3 separate regions of the Homo sapiens genome follow, and regions 2 and 3 are each linked to region 1. Evidence: chromatin loops called from intact Hi-C (ENCODE). Cell type or tissue: endothelial cell of umbilical vein. All regions are shown on one strand.

The links. Hi-C counts contacts between places; a loop is a spot of excess contacts. Peaks named below come from ENCODE experiments on the same cell type or tissue, not always from the same donor. Only the 100,000 strongest peaks of a DNase experiment are listed, where the experiment ranks them.
Region 2: it touches region 1 in a loop (2.1-fold over the local background); 3 of 110 quality-filtered maps call a loop at or near these places.
Region 3: it touches region 1 in a loop (9-fold over the local background); 8 of 110 quality-filtered maps call a loop at or near these places.

The regions. Positions count from the first base shown.
Region 1 is chr2:155,219,171-155,227,170 of GRCh38, forward strand. It overlaps LOC124908060 (a long non-coding RNA gene), which reads right to left and starts at 6,847. Exons shown (of 2, transcript XR_007088685.1): 1 at 6,730-6,847; 2 at 3,275-5,315. In endothelial cell of umbilical vein, a CTCF peak has its summit at 4,795 (motif pointing left); no DNase peak of the experiment used is centred here.
Region 2 is chr2:154,960,477-154,968,476 of GRCh38, forward strand. It overlaps LOC105373696 (a long non-coding RNA gene), which reads right to left. Exons shown (of 6, transcript XR_001739743.1): 3 at 5,037-5,212; 4 at 4,662-4,734; 5 at 4,030-4,089. Among named protein-coding and RNA genes, the nearest start is that of KCNJ3, 270 kb to the left of the region's middle. In endothelial cell of umbilical vein, no CTCF peak of the experiment used is centred here; a DNase peak (open chromatin) is centred at 3,185; H3K27ac peaks cover 1,029 bases.
Region 3 is chr2:154,399,799-154,407,798 of GRCh38, forward strand. The region is part of intron 10 of GALNT13 (polypeptide N-acetylgalactosaminyltransferase 13); the gene reads left to right. Among named protein-coding and RNA genes, the nearest start is that of GALNT13-AS1, 54 kb to the right of the region's middle. RefSeq lists an enhancer at 990-1,534. In endothelial cell of umbilical vein, no CTCF peak of the experiment used is centred here; no DNase peak of the experiment used is centred here.

The DNA of each region.
Region 1 (8,000 bases):
AATGAGACAAATTTAGATGTATTTTTGTCAAGTGTCAGAATCCAAAAATAAATAGAAAGAAAAAAAACAGAAAATCTTTGTCATAAAGATTTTAATAGCTGCTAAAATATAATGTCTGCAAGGGAATTATTTAATTATTTTAAACCTAACAACCTAAACCAGGAAAAAACTAGTGGTCCAATATGAAGTTTGAACTATATCCCAAAAATTTCTGGTAAAATTAGTAGATGATAAATTGATGAAAACAGAAAAGAAAATCAAAAAGATCTTGTGAAATACAAGACACATTTTGGGGACAAATAAAGAAAAACAAAATTATATCTAAATAACTATTTCTAAAAATGTACATTTAATTAATCAAAATTATACAATAATATTACAGACAAAACAATACTGGGGGTAATTTATGGGAAGGAAAGAATAAAAAAGAGGAATGTTAAATATAGTTTAATATATCAATGAAAAGAGAATTTAAGAAAATGCTTTAAATAAAAAAGAGAAGTATTTTATGTTAATAAAAGTTTAAATCCACCCAAGAGATAGAAAAATAATGAGCATATTTTACATTAAAAAATTTAGCAATGAAATTTATAAAGCAAAAAAAATTAGAAGCACAAGAGAAAATTTAAAATTTTTTATAAATTCTGATTGACTTCAAAAAGCCTCTCACAAAGAATAACAAACCAAGTATTAAATACATGAGTAAAGAAAAATAGCATATGATTAACAAATATATTGGGCAACACAAGAAATCCCAGTGAGTTTCAAAAACTTAAAAATCCTACATAGCACATTACTTAACAAAATGCAATAAATCCACAGTAAAATAACAAAAGGATAGTCCAAAAGTATGTTCACGTATAAATTCACTTATAATTAATTTTTTAAAATAAGCTAGCATAATTTAGAAATCAAAGGCAGATAGAATTTTACCCAATTTATAAAATATAGTCAAAGATGTTCTCAGGTAAAATAAATAATAAGCCAAAATTAATAGAATTTAAAATAAAAGTATAGGTTTGATCTCTAAAATAGTTTAAATACAACCTTATTTGGGCTAGCAAAGATAATTTAGAAAATTTAGTAAAGATATAAATATCAAATATTACCAGGAATGTGAATGAATAAATGAATGAATTTAGTGGGCATAAAGCAATTATATATAAATACATTTTAAAAATCTAGATATAGCACATTAATTCCTAGCAATATGTAAAGCATAAGAATTTATCTAGAAGTAGAAAACCTGGCTAGACTAATAAGTATAAAAGAAATTGAATAAGCCTTCAAAGATAAAGCCAAGACTTTTTATTAATATGATCTAGAAAAGAATACAGAATATGCCTAACATTAAAAATGAGATTCGAGTCCTGATATGTCACACTAAAAGTGCATTGTCTTAAACATTATACAAAATAATAGTAATATGATATAATAACATCAAACACTTTAAAACTACATTTAAACCAGTATGAGCTAATATGGCTTGATATAAGATAAGAAATGACCAATTTTCCCATATATTGGCCAAATTTCAATTAAAAAATATAATTAGAAGGTCCCTCAGAAAACTAAAAATGGAGCTACCATATGCTCCAGCAATCCTACTCCTAGGTATATACCCAAATGGAAGGAAATTAGTATATCAAAGAGATATCCGCACTCCCATGTTTGTTGCAGCACTGTTCATAATAGCCAAACTTTGGAAGCAACCTCAGTGCCCATCAATAGATAAATGAATAAAGAAAATTTGGTACTTATAAACAATGGAGTACTATTCAGCCATACAAAAGAATGAGATACTGTCATTTGCAACAACACGAATGGAATTGGACGTCTTTCTACAAAGTGAAATAAACCAGACACAGAAAGACAAACATCGTATGTCATCACATACTTGTGGGATTTAAAAATCAAAGCAATTGAACCTATAGAGATAAAGAGCAGAAGGAGGGTTACCAGAGGCTGGGAAAGGTAGTCGGGTGGGTGGGGAGGAAGTGGAGATGGTTAATAGGTACAAAATAACAGGCACAATGAACAACACCTAGTATTTGATAGCACAACAGGGGCAATACAGCCAATAATAACTTAATTGTACATTTAAAAATAACTAGAAGATTATAACTGGATTGCTTGTAACACAAAGGATAAATGCTTGAGGGGATGGGCACCTCATTGCACATCATGTGATTATTACACATTGTACACCTGTATCAAAACATCTCATGTATCCCATAAACGTATACACTTAATATGTATTCACAAAAGTTAAAATTAAAAATTAAAAAATATATGTAATTAAAAGAAAACGTTCAACTAAACAGTGAAAATGCTATAATATATAAGAATCAACATGAAGAATTTGAGGCATATATCATTTTTCAATCATCATAGGAGAAAAGGAAAAATATTGATTATATCTACTGTTGATAGTGTGTGAGAAAATGCATATCATCACACAGTTTTGGTGAGAGTGTGAAATTGTCCATCTTTTTTGAAAGGGACTTAGGATTGTCTATGCAAATGAAAAATGCATACATTTTGCTTTGGCAGTTTAACTTCTGTGTGTGTGTATATATGTGTATAGAAAGAGATTCACAACATCATGGATTATAATGAAATATATGGAAACACAGTCTGTTCAATAAACTGTGATACATTATGATAAATAAAAACAGAGCTATAGCCACAATATTAAATGAAAAAAAGTAAGTTTCTTAATACTAGATGTAGTATGATCCATTTATGTAAGCTCACATTGAGGTGCACTGAGCCCTCGGTTTATGCCTCATAATAAATATGTCTGTAGAAAGATTATCATTCTTGCTAGTTTAGTAATATACCTGAAATATGTACTTTACTGTTGTTTCTAATGGTCACATGTAAAACTGAAGGATTTCAGACAATCCAAGAGCTTTTTTTTCAATTTATGTGCAAAGGCTACTAGAAATTACACTCACTGAAATTAATTTCTAAGATATTTTTCCACTTTGGCTCTAACAGTAAAAGTTTGTCACTAGACTTATTCTATTACTCAGTGTTTACTGACTATTATGAGCATACTAACATTATAAGCGCAGATTTTGTGCCAAACCTATGATGGACTTTCATTTGGTTGAATCACAAAATGAAACAAACACTTCTCTGATTTTAGTATGTGCTAATAAATCTCTAGATTGTTTTGCTCTCTGATCTTGTAATAAGCTGTTAATGTAGCAACCGAATATTTTGACTTTCTTCTGAGACAAAAGAGAAAACAAATAAATGACAGAAATTTTCTGCTTAACAGTGTGTTTATTGCTTTTCATTCAGTGTGTCATAAGATACATTTTCGGGAGAATGAAATTCTACAGAAATCGCTTCTCTTTATATCATATAAGTTAAAGAATTCAAAAACTGCATTAACAAGCAACAAAAATTGTAAGCCTGTTTGATACTATCATAGTTTATAAATATACACTATATCCAATAGCATATTTATTCAAATTATTGTTTTATTGGGGATTTGGGATATAGTTGGATAGCTCAGAAGAGAGTCTGGGCAATTTGTAGGCATTGGATTTGAGAAAAACCTAGTGAAAGTTATTGTTAACAGGATAGAAATTCAATAGTTCCCCCTTTTCTGGGTTTCTCTGGAAGATAAATTGACATCAGGAAACTTTGAAAACAATTTTATGTAGAATATAGCTGTCTGGTACCCCATTGTGGTGTTATAGTCTACAACGGTTTAAAACATATAGTTTAAATGAGTGACTAAATAAATGTTTTCCTAAATTAATAAATAAATAAATTGATGACCAGGAACACAGGAAAAGAAATACCTTACCTTTGAGTACATATAAATGTAATACAAGAATTACTTAGAAAAATTCATTGCATTTAATACACTAAATAGGGTATTGAACATCAGGACTTTCTTGAGTCACATTAGTCTTCTCAGATACACAGGGTAGATTTCTAAACTTCTGTTTTCCTACCATTTCAACTAAAAAGTCATCCAGGAAATCTGTAATCTGAATCTTTATGATGTGAATTATATCTAATAAAACTTTTTACAAATGTCTTGTGATATTGCCCTAATTCTGACCCTTTACATTCTGTCTTCATGATTACAATAGTTTCTGATCTCATCTTCCCACTCTATTTAAATTTTCAAGTGTATCCTTTTCCTTACTAAGTAGCATATTCATAGAAGACAATGCCTATCATGTCACACCTGTCTTTAAGATCATCTCCTACCTCCACACAGTAACATTCTTACCATGGCAAACACAACTGCCATTATGTTGACATTAACTGACCTTTTGATGGTCTTTTTTGAAAACCAAGGTCCTCATGAAACCTGCATTAAAATTACAGTAAACAAAGAATCTACCATGTCATTTTATTACTAACATTTTTCTAACCTTGTATCTTTTTCCAATAATATCCATCATTTACTCATTAATTCAACATGAATATGATAACTGCACTAGGCTAGGCACTATATTTGGTATTAAAGACATTAAATATTAGGTTAGGTCTCTACTATAAAATAAACATGATCAAATAAGAGAGAAAAACAAATAAACCAAAAACAATAATGCAATACAATGCTTCTATATTTTTTCCTTCCAAACTTAGTAAAATTTATTATGCAATAAAAACTTTCTTGAAATTTTATGTGGAAATGAAACTCTTTTCCTTTTTCTGCTATACCATGTTATTTGTCTCTATTAAGGTATCTATTTAATTCTCCTTTGCAATATACTTGGTTCATTCATTTAAGTGAATATTTCACAGTGTAGTGTTTCCTAGATGTTTCCTGTGTGCCCCCTACTGGCTCATCAATTCTTTTAGGATAAATCATATGTCTTGTTTTCATTTCATCGTGTTTAGAAAAAGTATAATATTCTATTTTCAGATTTAAAAAGTAAATAAATCATGTAAGTATACACTGGAAGATGGCGTGATTATAAGAAGACTATTAGTCATAAAAGTGTATGTCTCTAATAAGAGTTAATTTGAAGTTAAGTTGCCTTGCGACAAACGCATGCCCAGAAAAATCCAGTGCTGCCCACACATTGCTCTAAGTAAGAATGTACCTAATGCATTATGCTTAGTTTGAACTTCGCAATTTAAGGATCAAATTGAAATAAAAAAAAAGTGTGTGCAAAGATATATAAATAGAATGATAAAGCTTTGGAATATTAGGATATGGGAGAAGAGTTGGAAAGTTAGAGAAATGAAAAATGCTTACCTGTAGAAAAAGAAGCATGATGGGAAGGGAATGGATTGCCATCTTTAAATTTCATATATCTCTCCAGACAGCAAATCTACAATGAATGCAAAATACATAATGAAAAGGTAGTCAGATTTTTATTTTAATCTGCTGAGTGTCATGTAGAGGCTAAACACTGAATTGGAATACCTTAATTGCAATATTGAAGTAGAAGTAGGATATTGAACTAGATTATTTCTAAGACACTTTTCAAGTCATGAGTCTAAGATAATTTAAATATTTAGCTACAGCTCAATTTTCCATTGTCCTTTTATTTTAGGATTTCATTGTTTTTATTTTAGCTAGAAAGAATGGTAAATATATTTTTGTGTTAAATAGTTGTTTTAAGTAGTGTTTTCAAATGTACATTAATGGAGCATAGATTTTTCAGAGGTAAAAAAGTTTTCTAATAAATTAATGAGTCACTAAAATGTATGAATGCCTACAAGGTGTTCATCAATTATATAATCAATCATAATCGAAGGTGCACTTTGGTTTCACATATAAGTTTCCTTCCTAATATAAGCATTGGTCTAATTGTGGAGATGGGATATATTTAACATAGCTAAATAATAAATCTATGCACAATAGCAAATACTTCACATGTTTGATTTTTTGCCATTTTCCCACTTTTAACAACAACATTTATCATATTTATATAATATCAAGAAAAGTACTATTTTAAAAACAGGATTACAAAACTCTACAAAATTTATTTTTGTATATGATGTGACATTAATATATTTGGTGGAGAGAATGAATAGGAAGACTTAGAGGAAAGAAAAAACACAAGTAACGAGAGAAGCAACATGATAAAGACATCTGTAAAGGAACAGTCAATGACACGTGTTCCAAAAATCAATAGAAGAAGCAGTCCATTGAGTGACTCCAATAATTACCTTGGGCAACATAACCATGTTCAATCTGAATTTTCTTATCTTTGTAGGCAAGACATTGGCACAGATTATCCGAAATGTCCCTTTGAACCCTAAACATATAATTCTACAAAATTATCTCTGCTTTCACCATCAAGTAAAATACATTTTAAATGCTTTGCAAAGAAGGCAGGCTTTCCTCTTATGAAAGGAAAAATACATCACTGTTATAGCTTTGGGGATATCTTGTCAACTTTGTTTTCCAGTTTTGAGATTTTTTTCATAATAGCTTCTCCTTTATTTTAACAGTTATTAACGTTTCTGCCCTAAAAATCCGGGTGTTTCTAGAAAGCTAATCATTATCAGACCTTCCTTTGTTGCTTGTTTTTTATTTTTTTATTTTAAGTTCCAGGATACATGTGCAGAAAGTGTAGTTTTGTTACATAGGTATACATGTGCCACGGTGGTTCGCTACACCTATCAACCTGTCATCTAGGTTTTAAACCCCACATACATTAGGTATTTGTCCTAATGCTCTCCCGTCCCTTGCCTCCCACCCCCTCAGACAGGCCCTGGTGTGTGATGTTCCCCTACCTGTGTCCATGTGTTCTCATTGTTCAACTCCCACTTATGAGTGAGAACACGCGGTGTTTGGTTTTCTATTCCTGTGTTAGTTTGCTGAGTATGATGGCTCCCAGCTTCATCTATGTCCCTGCAAAGGACATTATCTCATTATTTTTTATGGCAGCATGATATTCCATGGTGTAAAAGAAACTATTATCAGAGTGAACAGGCAACCTACAGAATGGGAGAAAATGTTTGCCATCTATCCATCTGACAAAGGTCAAATATCTGTAATCTACAAGGAACTTAACAAAATTTACAAGAAAAAAACAAACAACACCATCAAAAAGTGGGAGAAGGATATAAACAGATGGTTCTCAAAACAAAACATTTATGTGGCAACAAACGTGAAAAAAAGCTCATCGTCACTGGTCATTAGAGAAATGCAAATCAAAACCACAGTGAGATACCATCTCATGCCAGTCAGAAAGGTGATTATTAAAGTCAGGAAACAATAGATGCTGGCAAGGCTACGGAGAAATAGGGACGCTTTTACACATTTGTGGGAGTGTAAATTAGTTCAACTACTGTGGAAGACAGTGTGGCGATTCCTCAAGGATCTAGAACCAGAAATACCATTTGACCCAGCAATTCCATTACCGGGTATATACCCAAAGGATTATAAAACATTCTACTATAAAGACACATGCACACGTATGTTTATTGAAGCACTGTTTATAATAGCAAAGACTTGGAACCAACCCAAATGCCCATCAATGATAGAACAAGTTTTGAGATTATATGTTACCTTTATTTCTGGCCTTTCCATTGTTCATTTCTCAGTCATTTCATTGCTTATTAACAACAGAGGGCTTGAAGGGAATAGACCCTGTTGTAAAGTGAAATCAGAAAATGCTGCTATTTGGTCCTTTTAAAACCATAAGAGTATGAAACAGATTAAAATGAGATCTATGAACTAATCATGGTGGATTAATAAGATTTGGCTATGAAGACTGCAGAGCATCTTGGTGAAAATTTCCTTCTCAATACCTAACAATAATGTCACAAAAAACTTTGAAATATAAACATAATTATATAATTCTTGATGCATTTAGTCATTAGAATTTTACCTAATAGGGGGTTGGGTACAGTGGCTCATGCCTGTAATCCCGGCACTTTGGGAGGCCGAGGTGGGCAGATCACAAGGTCAGGAGGTCAAGACCATCCTGGCTAACACGGTGAAACCCCATCTCTACTAAAAATACAAAAATTAGCCGGGCGTGATGGCAGGTGCCTGTAAT
Region 2 (8,000 bases), 260 kb before region 1:
ATTACTAATCACAGATGACCATAACAGGTATACTAATATCAACAAAGTCCAGGCACGTTGGCTCACACCTGTAATCCCAATACTTTGGGAGGCTGAGGCATATGGATCACTTGAGGTCAACAGTTCAAGATCAGCCTGGCCAACATGGTGAAACCCCATCACTACTAAAAATAAAAAAGTTAACTGGGTGTGGTGGCATGCACCTGTAGCCCCAGCTACTCGGTAGGCTGAAGTGGGAGAATTGCTTGAACCCAGGAAGAGAGGTTGCAGTGAGCCGAGATAGCACCACTGGACTCCAGCCTGGGAGGGAGAGTGAGACTCTGTCCCAATAATAATAATCATAATGAAAAAGTTTGAAATATTGTGAGAGTTACCAAAATGTAACACAGAGACACAAAATGAGCACATGCTATTGGAAAAATGGTGTGAATAGATTTGCTTGAAGCAGGGCTGCCACAAAATGTCAATCTGTAGAAAACACCGTATCAGTGAAAATCAACAAAGCAAAGCTCAATGAAACAAAGTCTACCTGTACTTCCCAAAGATATGACTTCCCAGATTTCCTGGAATTCTGTCAGCAACTATCAGTTTTGTACCTTTTCTCACCTGCTCAAATCAGAACTAGCTTAGAGCTTCCCCTTTCAGAGCCGTTGCTCTGAAACATAAATGTTTCATATCTCTTCTTAACATAAAACATATCTCTCTTTAACATAAATGCATATATTCTTTTCCAAAGCTGTCTTTCATTTTAGTAAAGTTGGTTCCTTGTCTAAAGATCAGGAGTAACTGCATAAAAGTAACACAGCATGTGAACAGTTTAGAGGCACTCAAATAAGTGTTCTCTTTAGTTCTGTGATTGTTTTCAGTTTCAAAATTGCTGTGAAATGAAAACATACATTTAACTAGACAGAAAACCCTACTGGAATTGGCCACAGTGCTAATTATTTATATCCCTCTCAGTTCTTTAATTTGTTGTGGTGAAATGAATGTGATCAGCATAGGGATTCGTGGTAGGTAGGTGGCTCTGCAGATAGACTGAAGCTATGTCTGTATAAGTCAAAGCCTTTACAGATTTCACTCATCCTGCTTCTACTGCCACCTTCTATGTTGCTTAGGAATTCAGAGTTTCTTTGGATTGAACATTAGGACATTTTCATATTCATAATTGTCTCTTCTTTCTGTATGGTATATAACATTAGAAGGGTTATAGGCTACCTGGGTAGGATGGAAGTTAATACTCAGTTCACTCATCCCAGAAATTATTCAGACGGCCGTGAAGCAATATTCTTCCTTGAAGGGTAGCAGAGTGAGAAGAAAGAGCCCAGGAAATTGAAGACTTAGAATTGACATTTTGGCTCCACCATTTACTTACCATATGGCTTTGTTTCATAGTTGAAAGGAAAGGAACTTAATTTTCTTTGGTGCAAAATTAGAATAATGCCTAGCTGTCAGTGTTGGTGTCAGAATTAATTAAGATAAACAGAAGGGCCCAGTATATAGATAGTCCTTAACAAATGCTGGACTCTCCCCTTTGCTTAGCTTTCCTATTTGTTATGCCCTGATATTATCAGCCTTATGTCTAGATGGGACTGGGACTTTGATGGTTTGGGCATATCTATTAATTAACGCTAATTTGTGAATTTAAGCACTGAGTGTTGTCACACCTCTGATCTAGTGAAAAACTACCTGCCGAAAGACTTGAATTCCATCATTTTACATTTTGTGTGGTCCACAGCTCTTTCCTACTGTGGTCTTAAAACTTTAAGGGCATTCTCCTAATTTCTTAGCCTTACTCACCTAGTTAGCAAGTGGAGTTACTTTGGGAATTTATAAAAATCTTCAGTTTGTTCTATGACATTTACATGTAGCTGTACTTATGATATTAAACCTCGTATTCAGAATTGTTATTTTTGTTCCACTTTTTCATATATTTGTTTATATTTATGGGGAACATTGACATTTTGATATGTGCACACAAGGTGTAGTGACCAGAATTCTTCCCCCTGCAATGCAGAGAGAGGCTATTGACACCTGAGAAGGAATATTTCACATATATTGACAAGAGTGCATAGCTAAAGGATGTGTCTACTTCTGAATTTTGACAGAGGCATTTGCTACATTGCATTTGTTCATTTGCTTATTTATTAACTTATTTATTACTGATTCAACAATTGTTTAATATATGCTGATTCTATCCATGGCCTTGTATTTGACAGGCTTTATGCTGCAAGGCATACACCATGATTTTTGCTTTCTCATAATAATGTACTTAGTAAGATGTGTTACACATTATGGTCACTCAATTCTATTGAAATGAATTCTTGGGAAAGAATTGTGTAGTACGTTTACTTTAGTATTCTCTGGTGTTCTATGATAGGATAGATAAAATGGGGAAGGTAGAAAAATTGGTAGATTTTATTAACATACAGGCAATAAATTTTTTTCTATTATATGTGCTGATCTTTTATTATCAAAAATCAGCCACATGCATCATATCATACTTATACCACATCTTTGCCAATGTAGTAATTTTTTTGCATTCCTTAACAAATAACTAAGTTCAATAATTTACCCTAAAATGCAAAAGTTAGTTTCAGAACTCAGGCTGTATTTTATTTTCAAGCTACAGTGAAGGCTAAATACTGCGTCTTACCAGATATTCATCTAGTTGAAGTATTGTTGGTAGATAAAGTTTAAATAATTAATAACAATATTTATAGCACTTTAAAATATATCATGTGACATTGTAGTGAAGATACGATTCTACTTCATTTTATAAATGATGAAATTGAAATTTTAGAAATTGAGAAAGACTTGCCCTTTTTAAACTCAGTGCTTTAAAATATATGTATCTATCTATAATAATTCCATCTCTGATTAGTTTCAATTTTTTGACATAATGTTAATTCATGTTGAGGCTATACAAAATACAGATAATATAAACAAATTCATAAAAATAAGATGGATTCTGATGACTGACATCGACATGATTTGCTCAGACATTTATTTCCTCTGCTTCGAAATGCACACACAGCCCTTCCTCTAAGGAAATATTTCTCAAAGGTTCGTCTATAGGCTACATACCTCAGAATCACTCAGGAAGTCTAACAAAATGAACATTCCTGGCTACTTCCCAAACTTCCTGAATCAAATTCCATGAAAGTGGAATTCTGGAAATTTATAGTTTTAAAAGCTCTCCTCCTCAATCTTAAGTAGATGAAAGTGTGAGAACAGCTGCTAAATGACTGTGCCCTTCCTGCAGTATAAGAATGTAATTCCATAACTGCTGATTATCCTGAGAGCTGGCCAGTCATGCAGAGCATCCAGGTGTTGAGAGTTTTGCAGCACAAATAATCCTCACAAGAACAGATGATACTTGATAGCATAGCACAGTGGAGTCATTTTAGAGAAAAAAGAAATATACAAAGCACAGAATGTGATGTTTCTCCACATTGACACTAGGAAGCTCATGCTTAAGAGAAATAATTCTCCTAGTGTGATCAGCATTATTGACACATGTAAATAAGCTGTGTGTCTGTAAGTTTGAGGTGGAAAATTCATGTTTAAAAAGCATTTTTCCTGCTTCTTCAAAGCCAGGAGGTCATCAACTGAAATTTTCCTGTGAAGATTTAGACAGTATGGTATAATACGATGCTGTCCAATACAAATATAATAAGAGACAAAAATGCAAGCCACATATAAAATTTCAAATTTTCCAGTGGCCACATTATAAAAAATAAAAAGAAGCAGGAGACAAAAATTTTAATAATTATTTTCTTTTACCTAGTACATCCAAAATATTATCATTTCAATATGCAAACAATATACAAATTATTGAGATAGTTTACATCCTTTAATTCATCTCAAGTTTTCAAAATCTCATCTCTATTTTTCACTTAAAACACTTCTTGTTTCAAACTAGTCATATATCAAGTGTGTGCAGCCACTTGTGGTTAGTGGCTGTCATATTGGGCTGTGCAGGTCTAATAGGTTTAATAGAGAAGAGTTGTGTTCACATCTTGTGCTTACCACTTAAATGTCTGGTGATGTCTAACAAGTAACATAACTTTTGAGCCACAGTTTTCTCATCTGAAAAAAATGTAAATTGGGAATAATATATAACATATAACTTACAATACTATTTGATCAGTTATACTGTAATCTGCAAGGTACTGATTATATGTGTATGTATATATGATGGTATGCTATGCTGGCTGTTACAAATGACTAAGAAAGAAAATTTCTAACATATTTAACAAAAGGTTATGTTAAGATAGTCCAAGTAGTTATGGGCACAGAAATACTCTATGCTGGGTGCAGAGCCAATGGTTTTACGGCCAATAATAGAGTTACAGTTTTATTTTTTGGTTGATAAAATCTTTTATTCTCTGAGAATGGAGTGTAAATGGCAGAAAAAAGGTGTCTGGTGCACACATACTTACACGTCCTGTGTAAAGCAACTACCTGTGCTTTTGTTCACGAGGGAAGATAAGGATAGCTAAAACCAATTTAATTTTGAGTGATCTATTGGGAAGCTTAGTTATCCACCAATATCCCAGATCTATAAATTGTAATAGTTATATCCTAACTGATCCCTTCACCAGAGAAAGCTTTATCTAAAGCGTCTTGCATTTTGGGTACATAATGCTGAAGAAACTCACCAATTTACTTACGATTTGGCATTCTGGAAAACATATCTGAGAAAACTTCTCTGCTTTAAAAGATGAGGTTGTTCTGAAAACAAAGGAATTAGCTATGCATTAATATGTTCTGTGATTGTACCATGCACAGCACAGTTGCATTCCAAAATGAAATGACAAAAGGATACTTATCCTTTCTTTAGATATCTCATGTCAGGAGAGAAGAATGGAGTCTAACAGCTTTTTGTTTATTTACAGGAAATATGTGCAGTAAAGCAAAAACTATACAAAATGAAATATTAAAGCAGGTTTAATAACCATTTATTGATTTAATTATTTGTGAACTCTAAAGGGAGGGAGAAATGGGGAGATACTGACAGGCTTGTGTTTTCTTACCTTCAACCAACTCAAATTCATAGTATTCTGGCTGCAAAAATTTTCTCCTATTATTTTATGAATTAATCCAGGTTAAATATTCCTTTTTAGAGCATGTCGCGTTTCTGTTTTTTTCTTTTTTCTTTTTTTTGAGACAGTCCAGGGGTTCTCATTCTCTGAACTTTTCTTTCTAGGATCTAAAAACACATAATGGCTAATTGCAATAATTTTTTTTAATTTTTGCTTATTCAGTGTGCAGTGTTTATTTTGGAGCCGTATCCAAAATAGTAAAACAAATTAATGTATTTTTTTTTGTTTTTCACAGAACCATCTCCGGAGATAATTGCCATTAAATTAATGATGTAGGTTACTCCTCCCATTGATGCCCTGTGCCATGGCTTAGCATGATTTCATTTCCACTTTTCAGATTATGAGACTCAGACAGAATGTACAAAATTCACAGCAAGGTTTAGAGACACCTTGTTGAAAGCAAAACAAAGAGCCGAAAATAGCAAAGCCCACATCCCACTTTTACTTCACTTGTTTTTTTCCTCATTAGCACAGATTATTTTCCAGAAATGGCTTACCAGATGATTCTCTGGAAAACATCTTTTTAAAGTTCACTTTCTCTCTTTTGAGTTGGTTCTAATTTAGGATGATTGGAAATGTTAATTATTACCACTGCTCCATTAGGTACCTCAACAAGCACCTTCCGAGAGCCAAAAGGAATCTGTTTCTAAAGTGGGGTTTGTGTAAAAAACAGTTCACCTTAAGATACTACCATCCCTATTAATCTTGCAACAATAAGTAATTAAAATTTAGAAATTCATATAGGATATCTAAAATGCAATTGAAATAACACGTGTAATTAAGAGAATGTGAACCTAGCTTAAAAAGCCACAGCAGCTAAAAAAACCACTGTATGTTTGTATAGAGCTCATATATTACTTTCAGCAAATAGTTATATCATCCTCACTATGCATGAAGCACTGTATTAAAGCCCAAGAATTTCAAGAAGAGTAATATGTGGTCCTTAAGTTTAGGTAGCCAGAGTCTGATGGAGAGATATTTACAAGTGAATAATTTAAGTAACACATAAGAACTATGTAATAGAATCATGTCCATGATTCTTGGGAGATGAAGAGGTGGACTTCCTTTTCCCTGATTGGGAAAAGGGTTCAGGAGACAACTTGGATGAAGAAGTGATACTTGGAATGAATCTTAAAGATTGATTAAGCGCTTGCTAAATGGGCAAGAGGAAGAAAAGTATTCCAGGCAGAAGGACCAGCAAGAAAGAACATGACTCATTCAGTGGATAGTGGGACATTAAGATGTCAATGGTAGTAGGTAAGGATGTTTACAGGAGACAGGTACAGGTCAGATCCTGAAGGGACTAGGTTGTCTTTTGTTGTTGTTGTTTGGTTTTGTTTTTTCCTATATTGTAGAATTTTGTCTTTGTGGCTCATTTAAAATAGAAGATTATAAAAATTAACTTTTGTCGTGGTCCAAATGTTTATGTTTCCCCCAAGTTCATAAGTTGAAATTCTCACTCCTGGTGTCATTGCATTAGGAGGTGGAGGCTTGAGCAAGTAATTAGGTCATGAGAGCAAAGCCCTCCAGTGGAATTCAAACCCTTATAAAAGAAGACAAAAAGAAACTCTTTACCTCTTCTGCCCTATAAGGACTCAGTGGGAAAACTGTCTGTGAGGAAGCCAGCCCTCACCAGATACCTAATCTATCAGCACCTTGATCTTGAACTTCCCAGCCTCTAGAATTGTGAGAAATAAACTTTGTTGTTTATAGGCTATCTGCTTATGGTATTTTATTATAACAGCCCACATGGACTAAGACAACTTCTTTTTCAGAATGAATACTCTAGTGAGCACTGTGGAGGTTATACAAGGATAGAATGAAACTTTGAGGAGGTCCAATCAGAAAGCTATTATAATAATCCAGGTAAGAGATGAAGTGGGCACGAACTAAAGAAGCAACAATGAAAATACGAAAGCAGCTGAATTCTAGAGATATGCAGCAGTCAGAATTGACAATACTTGATGTCTGAATGGATATGAGAATTAAAGAAAAAGGAATTAAAAAGGCTTTTTATATTTGAAGGTTGGGCAACTGGATGAATGTTGGTTCCCAACACCAAAATAGTGTATAGGAAGAAAATATGATTAAGATGTGAGGTGGTTGCCAGAGTTTATATTTTATTTTGTGTATAATTCTTATTGTAGGAGGAAACTGAGGCTCACACTTGAGAATTCAGAACGGATCCTAGGACTTTAAACTTACGGTTTATTTTCCAGTCTGTTTCCTTTATCCTAGATTCTCCTGTACTATTCACTGGTATTGCTGAACATATTTCTAAATCCGTCTTTGTTCAAGGCTGCAGGTCCTTTCTTCCCTGGTAACCTCCAGTGATTTACTGCATGTTCAAATGTTTTTTGTTGAAATTACAAAAATGTTGGATTATAGTCATGTAACTCATTGAAAAAAAATAGAAAATTGGAATCCAGAAGGTGATTTGACAGAATTATTAGAAAATTGGTGGGACAGTGAATGTAGCAGTAATTCATTATAGAGACCCTCTACAGACTGCTAGTATGTATTATAGCATATTGGACAAAGTACTAACTAGATTTTAAACTGCAGACTAGAAGATTCAGTCAGCAATTGATGAAACTATTGAAACAATAGATAGCCTAATCACTGTGTTCTATTGATTTGGATGATATTTTTCATAGTCCTTCCTTTCCTCTGGAATGGGAAATGAATTAACACAGTTGCCTTATGTCCCCCTGAGTAGGTGCAGTAAATTTTATAAATTTACAATTGTGTTGTCATCTCCAAATCTCACAGCCAGGGTCAGATTATTTTTGTGATGCAGTTGTGATCCTGCAAGCACACCATGCAATACACAATTAATAACAGGGCCTAGATAGAGATGGCTGAATTAAGTATCCCATGGTTTCCTAGGCTAGA
Region 3 (8,000 bases), 820 kb before region 1:
CTACCAAAATAGGGATGCAGAGGTGGGTAGGGCAAGAGAGAATCAAACAAGTAAAGAAATTCAGTAGAAGTAAAAGATGCCCTGCATGGGTTATATGGTATAACGGCTGTTTAAAAAACCTGATACATTTAACAGATAAATTAAGTTCTGTGCTTTCTGGAGTATTAATGTACTGTAGTTTTCCACTTTAAAACTAGCCTTAAAGAAATGCAATCCAGCATCTGTTTCCATGGAAACAGAAGGACAAATTCACCAAGCACTACCTCCCAATTCAATTTTGCATGGCCACGTATACATAATTTAAGATGGACATTTTGATAATGAGTTAGAGTTGAACTGTTAATGAACAACAGTCATTTTCTAAAGCTTTTTCCTTCTTACTGCCTGTTATTAACCTTTATTGGAAAAATGTAAAAAGGTAATCTTTCCTTATGTATAAGGCACTTTCTCTTAAATAATTAGAGTCCCAAAGCAATATCAGGTGTTCAAGCTACTTGCCATCAAAACAAGAACAATATTTCTTTGCAGTATATTCATTTGTACTTCTCACTGAATTTGAAATGAAATTGGGTGGCTTTAACAATTTATATATTTTTAACTTCAATATTTTTCAAACTCTATTTGATATTGCTGTGTATTGGTGAATATAAATGTTTCCTTGTCAATTTCCTTTTATAACTTTCCTTGCTGTATTGGAATATATAGAGGCAAATATGGTATTCAGTTTTTCTATTATATACCATCACCAAAGTCAATAGTTATTGATATCAGATATCTGTATCTTAATTTATTTTATGTTTGCATCTTACTCAAGTAATTGAAATATTACTTTATCCAGCCCATGAATTACATGCAGTTTCCAATGGGAAGTTAAAAGCTGTGCAATTGCTTTGAACTAAAACCTTTAAGTAAGTTAATGAAGCATGTGTCTTTTAGACTCAGTAAGCAGATCATAATGGAATAAGGAAGTTGAGCTCTTTGCAGCATTAAATTCTCTCTTAACTAGCCCTGAAGCTTATGTAGATTTAACATGCTCGGTTCTGATCTTGTAAATTTAAGTGTAAGATTGAAAGAAATGGCATTCTAAAATAGAATGTCTCAGCCCAAATTTTTGGGTTATGACAGGCTTTCTGAAAAAAAAATACATTGTGAACTAAAATTGAACACAATCTGAGGGCAAATGAAGGAGATGAGGATTTCAGGAGCCAAGTGACAACTCTTGGTGCTTAAAATTTGCATTTGCATGTTGCTTTGAAGATGTTTCGACATTAGCATATGCATTTTGTATTGTGTACTTAACCTCGGGGTTTCTTTTTCCTCTTGTATCCTTTAGCCATAGTAAGTAGTTAAAGTTCTTGCCTATATTGGTATTGTATGCCTTAAATATTGCTGAAGAGCAAATTTACATAATGGAAAATAGACATCCATGAAGCTGCTAGGCTGCAGAGATTAAGGGTAAAATCAGTTACTGCCAAATGCAGAAGCTAAAACGCTTAAAAGTTTACCCTTTCTGTTGGTAATCAGATCTATTTATAGATTCACAGTCTTCTTGGCCCTTTAATAGGATGACCAGCAAGAAAGCCTTATTTTAGGTGACTTACGTAAATGCGGACATTTTTCTGTTCATTTTATTTCCAAAATTCTTGGGGACTCAGTAGCTAATTTTTATCCCAGGGTTTCTGAATATGTGTATGTGTAAGGAGAATATGTCACCCTTTATTGGATGGCTACCTTAAAGTATGTTGGGCTAGGCAACTCACCTGTGAACAAAGTGAGCTATTTTTATTACTTGAAAATATTGTATTTTTTTAACTTCATATTTCTAATAAACTAAAATTCATTCTAATTTTATTACTTAAATGTGTATTGGCAGAAACAGCTGCAACAAACTATATGCCAGTTTGGCATTTATTCAATTCTCTCAGGATTTTGGTTGTCACTGTTTTTGTTATCCACCAAATAAATTAAATTGTTTATTTTGCTATGTTCTTTACTTTTGGGGGGAAGGGATTTCAGATATCAGATAACAATAATTTTTGAATCTCACAGTCATTAATCAAGGACCTTCTAAATCCAGTTCTCCATAAGTGAAGTCAACTTGAATTGTTTCAGTATACAGATTTTGTTCTCATCTTTCTGATTTATTCACAATTAGATTAAACAGAAAATATGCTTTAAATGCATATCCACAAGAGCAATCATATTATGGAAATATTAACATTAAGCTCTGGAATTCACTGCAAATGTGCTTATTTCTGTCTTTACAAAGAAAAGAGAAAACAAATGAGGTTGACATTTGTAAAATAATGATAAAAAATAATATGCAATTGAAGGATAAACGTATGTTGGGATAATTAAAGTAAAATAATGCTAGTTTAAGTTTAGACTGTCTTATCTTTAGAATGGATTTTCTATGAGTTTTTAAAACGGAAAGATTGGTGGTGGGGGCGTGGGCAGTATATATCTCTCTCTTTTAGAAATGGAATTCTCATTGCTACTTGCTTTTACATTCCAGCAGAGGGAGCAAAAGCTAGTGAACAAATTATATAAGTGATACGAACACTACCAATGATGCTGCAATGCACAGAAACATTTAGAAAAAGTCTTGCTGATTTCAAACATCAAAACACAAGGGGGAAAAATGCCCTCAAGTTTGTGTCATTAAGAATTGTTTTCAAGCAATAAAAGATTATGTGTAAACATAGAAATCTCAAAGCAGACAGCCAATTAAAGTTAAAACTATCTTGGCCTTGTGCCATATATTCAAACATATGTAACATATGAATGAGTCAAAAAAGTTTACCAGATCTTAGAGCTACCAGTGTGCGCTACTATTTTGATTCAAGTTCTGGAACAGACTTTGTGAAGAATTTTTAATGGATAAAGTTCTTTAGTTGTTGGTTGCTTTGATTTTTCTCAGGATTAATGACATGACCAAGCCATTGTTACTGTCAGGTAATATGGTACCGTTGACAAAATTGCATCTTTTCTGAAATTTTACTTCTTCCCTTGAACAACATTCTTTGTGAGTATATATTTGAGGTCTCAAGGTGTTCTTAGAAAAGTTCTGATTTTAAAATTATACATGATCATCCTAAATTTGATTATCCTTTACATCTCAAAAGATGAGATCCATAGTTTCAACTCTCCCATATGCTAGTATTGAGATACATGTTAAGATTTGTTTGTTAAGAATTGTTAGAAAACACCAGTGACCATTTTTGTATTTTGAAGACAATATAGCAGATGCCTACAGGGTTGGGCTCGCTCACTCGGGAACAATTTATGTGCTTCTATCTGCCCCCTAGGTGTGCATGGCTTTAAAAAAAATCTGAATATTTTAGGCCTAGTGATAAAAACCTTTCAGATTTTAGGCCAGGCATGGTGGTTTACGCCTGTAACCTAGCACTTTGGGAGGCCGAGGCAGGCGGATCACTTGAGATCAGGAGTTTGAGACCAGCCTGGCCAGCATGGTAAAACCGCATTTCTATTACAAATACAAAAATTAGGCAGTTGTGATGGAATTCCATGCCTGTAGTCCCAGCTAATTGGGAGACTGAGACATGAAAATCACTTGAACCTGGGAGTTGGAGGTTGCAGTGATCTGAGATCACACTGCTGCACCCCAGCCTGGGTGACAGAGCTGGACTCCGTCTCAAAAAAAAAAACAAAAACGAAAAAAAAAGCTTTCAGATATTGTCTCTATCCCAGGTGATATGTCCCTCTTATTTGTTTAAGATGGCAACTGATATCCTGATTTCCTGACACTCTGTCCTCCACACTGCTTATCTCTCAGGTCACCCTGGACATAGATAGAAATTATTTGCCTGACCTCAGCTCATCAGGATGGCACTAAGCATAAAGAATACTTTGTTTTTAGGCTTTTTGACCTGGTCCCCCAGGCCTAATACCAGGTTGCCTTTATGTATCTTTTTTCATGTGTCTTCACCTGTTGTCTAGATAACCTCTGGTTAGCTCTGTTTAAGCAGAACTGAGTCCTCCCTTGCTCCTTCCAGGCCTCCGTTCTAACAAACACTGCCTCCCTGTCTGGAAGTCAGGACTGGCAATTCCCAGACTCCATAGAATACCTTTACGTTTTGTTTTGGCAAATTAGTTAACCTCTCTGTATCTTAATGTTTTTGTTTGTAAAACGGGAGTAATAGGTTGGCACATACAATTCAAATAGTTTCTAATTTATATTATTATTATCATCATATTGGAGGTGGTAGTGGTTGTCTCTCTTTTCTCCCTGTGGCAGGTTTCCTAAACCATTGACTCCTGTCTATTGCTATTCTCCCAGATTCTACATCCAGCCAGACTTGACTTCAGTTCCTATTTTGTATCCACTTAGCACCTGCTGCATTCTGAAGGACAAGTAATATTACACATCCACAAACTACAAAACCACATTGAATGTGGAGTAGTTAGAATGTGCCAGAAATAGGATAGGCTTCTTTTCATGCAGTCCCCAAGATAAGTCTATTCTGGAATTCTGGAAAAATTGGTGGCAGCAATGACATTATGTGTGAATCTCTGAATTTTCCCATTAAAACAGAAAACGACTAGAACAGCAAAACTTAAAAGAATGATAAACAATTTTGACAACAAATTTAGGTGGCAAAGTGTTCTCACAGATTCTCAAATATGAGCTGACATTGTCATGACCCAGATGATACTACAATTTTTGTAGGAGACAACAGAGGAAAGCAATGAGGTATTTGATGGAAATGAGGTCAGGATAACACCCAATTTTCTAATAGATACTCATGAGAAATTGTTTCAGGCCAATTGGATAATAGTAGCTGAAAATGGGAGAAGTACTTTGCAGGTGAGAAAAAAAACTCCTCTCTAATATCTGAAGGGTCTGAACAGTCTGCAGTCTGTGAATTCTTGAAACTCACTAGCTGAAGCTCCTTCTCAGAAGACACTTTGGGGAATAAAGCCCAACTAGAGTGGGAGGAAAAGGAAATGAATGGTCCAGATTAAAATGGGTGAGGTAAATGGGGTCAGGAGGTCTCAAGAAATAGAAGGGTAATTTTTTTTTTTAACACTTCAAAAACTACAGAAAAAGGTGTTCCATATTTGTGAAAATAGAAATGGTCTTTTGATCAATCATTTCCCCTTAAAAGACTAGGAAAATTGATCTTATGCAAAAAAGGAAAGAAGGAAGGAAGAACAAAAGGAAGAGAGAAAAGAAAAACTAGAAAAGCATGACTGATGTAAGAAAAAGATAGTAAGAAGTAGAATGGTATCTCTGCAAACAATGCAAGCACACCAGTACTTTATGCTCATAAGACAGAGGAAAAGTGTAATCTAATATTTCAAAAGATGCTAAAATAAATGCTCTAAATGATAGAATATAGAAAAGAACAACATAAATTTAGAAAAACTGAAATGTGCAAGTATAATGCAGGAAAGAATTAGAAATCAAAGACTAAATCATTTCAGAAATGAAGGCCAAACTTGTAAGAACACATGAGTGAATAATACCGAGAGCATGCCATAAGAATTTTAGAAAAGAAAAAGGAGCAACTAAAAATATAAAAATTGGAAACTAAATTGTTCAATTGAAAGTGACACATATAGAAGATAAGCAACAAGACCAAAAATATTAGGATTTCCTAAAGAGAAAAACCAATGAAATAAAATGAACATTAATAACTATAGGCAGGGTGCAGTGGCTCACACCTGTAATCCCAGCACCTTGGGAGGATGAGGCTGGTGGATTACCTGAGGTCAGGATTTCGAGACCAGCCTGACCAATATGATGTAACCCCATCTCTTCTAAAAAAAAAAAAAAAAAAATTTGACCAGGTGTGATGGTGGGCACCTGTAATCCCAGCTACTTGGGAAGCTGAGGCAGAGAATTGCCACCACTGCACTCCAGCCTGGGCGACAGAGTGAGACTGTATCTCGAAAAATAAAATAATGACTATAATTCCGGGAAACTTTTCTGAAAATAAAATTGCAACGATATTGTGAAAAGGAACACTACATCCCTGCGAGAGTGATCCATAATGAGTAATGTCAAGATACATTGTAGGAAATCTCCCAAACTTAAAAGATAAAAAAATCAGTTTGGCTTCGAGGGAAATAGATACTTGTAAGAATTAAGAGGGGGAAAATCCCAGATTGTCATCAGAGTTTTCAAAGGAATCCTTTACTCTGGAAGTAAATGGAGTAACATTTAAAAGGTAGTCAAGTTTGGTGAGTCATGGATTTTAGATCTATCAAAGTGATTTTCAAGTATAGCAGCCACAGATATATTTATCAACATGCAAGAACTCAAGACTATTGTTCCTGGTAAATAGAAATAGCATTTGCCCACTCGTTCAGGCCCAAAGCTTGGCATGTTTCTTGATGTCTTTATTTGTCTTATAACTCACATTCGATTCAATGGAAAGTTCCAGTGGCTCTACCTTCAAAATATATCTGAAATTGGACCTTCCACCCCCATTGTTATTCTGTTAATCACCATCATCTCTTGCTGGCATGACTACAGTGGCCTTCTTCCTTGTTTCTCTGCTTCCAGTCTTTCCTCCCTCTAATCTGCTCTTTGCACAGCAGCCACAATAAGCTACTATTATACCATGCCTATGCTAAAACTCTCATGATTCCTTACATTACTTAGTCTGGGATACCTCTCTAACCTGCCCCTTGCTCACTGCAGTGGTGGTACAAGGCTAGTCCATTATTTCACTCAGTACTGTCCAACTACAGGGAGCATCCATTTGCTGTTCCCCTGCCCAAAATGTCCTTCCATAGATGAAAATATGGTTGCTCTCCTCTTCATTAAACGTCTTTTCAAGTGTCTTTATTCCAACTGACCTTTCCTTTCTAAAATAGTACCATCTCCTTCACTTTATCTACCCTTACTTACTGTGCTTTATATTTCTTCACAGGACTTCTTGATTTTCTGACATATTACAAATCTATTTATTTGTTGCTCTCTTCCCTTCTAAAACATAAGCTTTATGAAGGAAGAGACTGTGTTTATTTTGTTCCTTTCTGTCTCCTCAGCACCTCAGGTAGTGCCTGGTATGAGATATACATTTTCCTGATACTACTACTCAATTGAATAAATGAATTCACAAGAGGTGTTACATACTAAAACATTAAAGTGTTATCTTTTGTAGAAAATAGATCAATAATAGGTTGTTACTGAAGGCAAAATATTTTGGAGCCATTCTTAAAGGTATTTCTTAATTTGTCAAAGAGTAAGAGGGCATGCATCTCCGATAAGTCCCTTTCCAGTACCACTGTCAGAGTATGTACTAGGCTGAATATGGCTTTGAATTTTCTGCTTTCCAGCAGAGAGAGAAAGCCTTACAAACAATTCAAGCTGTAACCCCTGTAATTATTAATTAGTGCCTATTCAAGTACCATGTACCTAGCAGAGATTCTTCTAATCAGATTGCATACCTTACATCTAAAAATGAATTCGTCATTTTGTGAGATATGTATTTCTCTAAGTATAATGGCATTATACTGTCCTACACTCTTTTAGGAACTAAATAGCAATAATGTATAATCTTATTTTCAAGAAATCTTCCTTTTATGAAAAGTCAATAAAATCTGATGTAAGGGATTTAAAAATAATTCAACTTATATAATTTGATCAGACTATGTGCAACCTATACCATCCTATTTACTACATCATACTACAATTTATCAGTTGTTACCTTCCTTAATCCTCTCCAGCTGCAGGTCCTGAAAGGTCTTTTGCCTATAGGTTCAATCCCTTCTAGTGTCTGGACCACCTGAAATCAGATTGAGAATATATTTCAGCCCTATATGAACAGGTACCGGGTTTTGCTTCTAGAAGCCCGTGCCCTTTCCTTGTAATATTCAGTGTGTGTTTTGTCTTTTTTAATGGGTTGCTGCTCAGATTTTTTTATGAAAACACATATAACTCTGCTCTAAATCTCAGCCCCTTGAAACAGGGCTTGATGACTCTGTCCAGTTTTTTCTAACATTTACCAAATGGGAATTCTGATCCA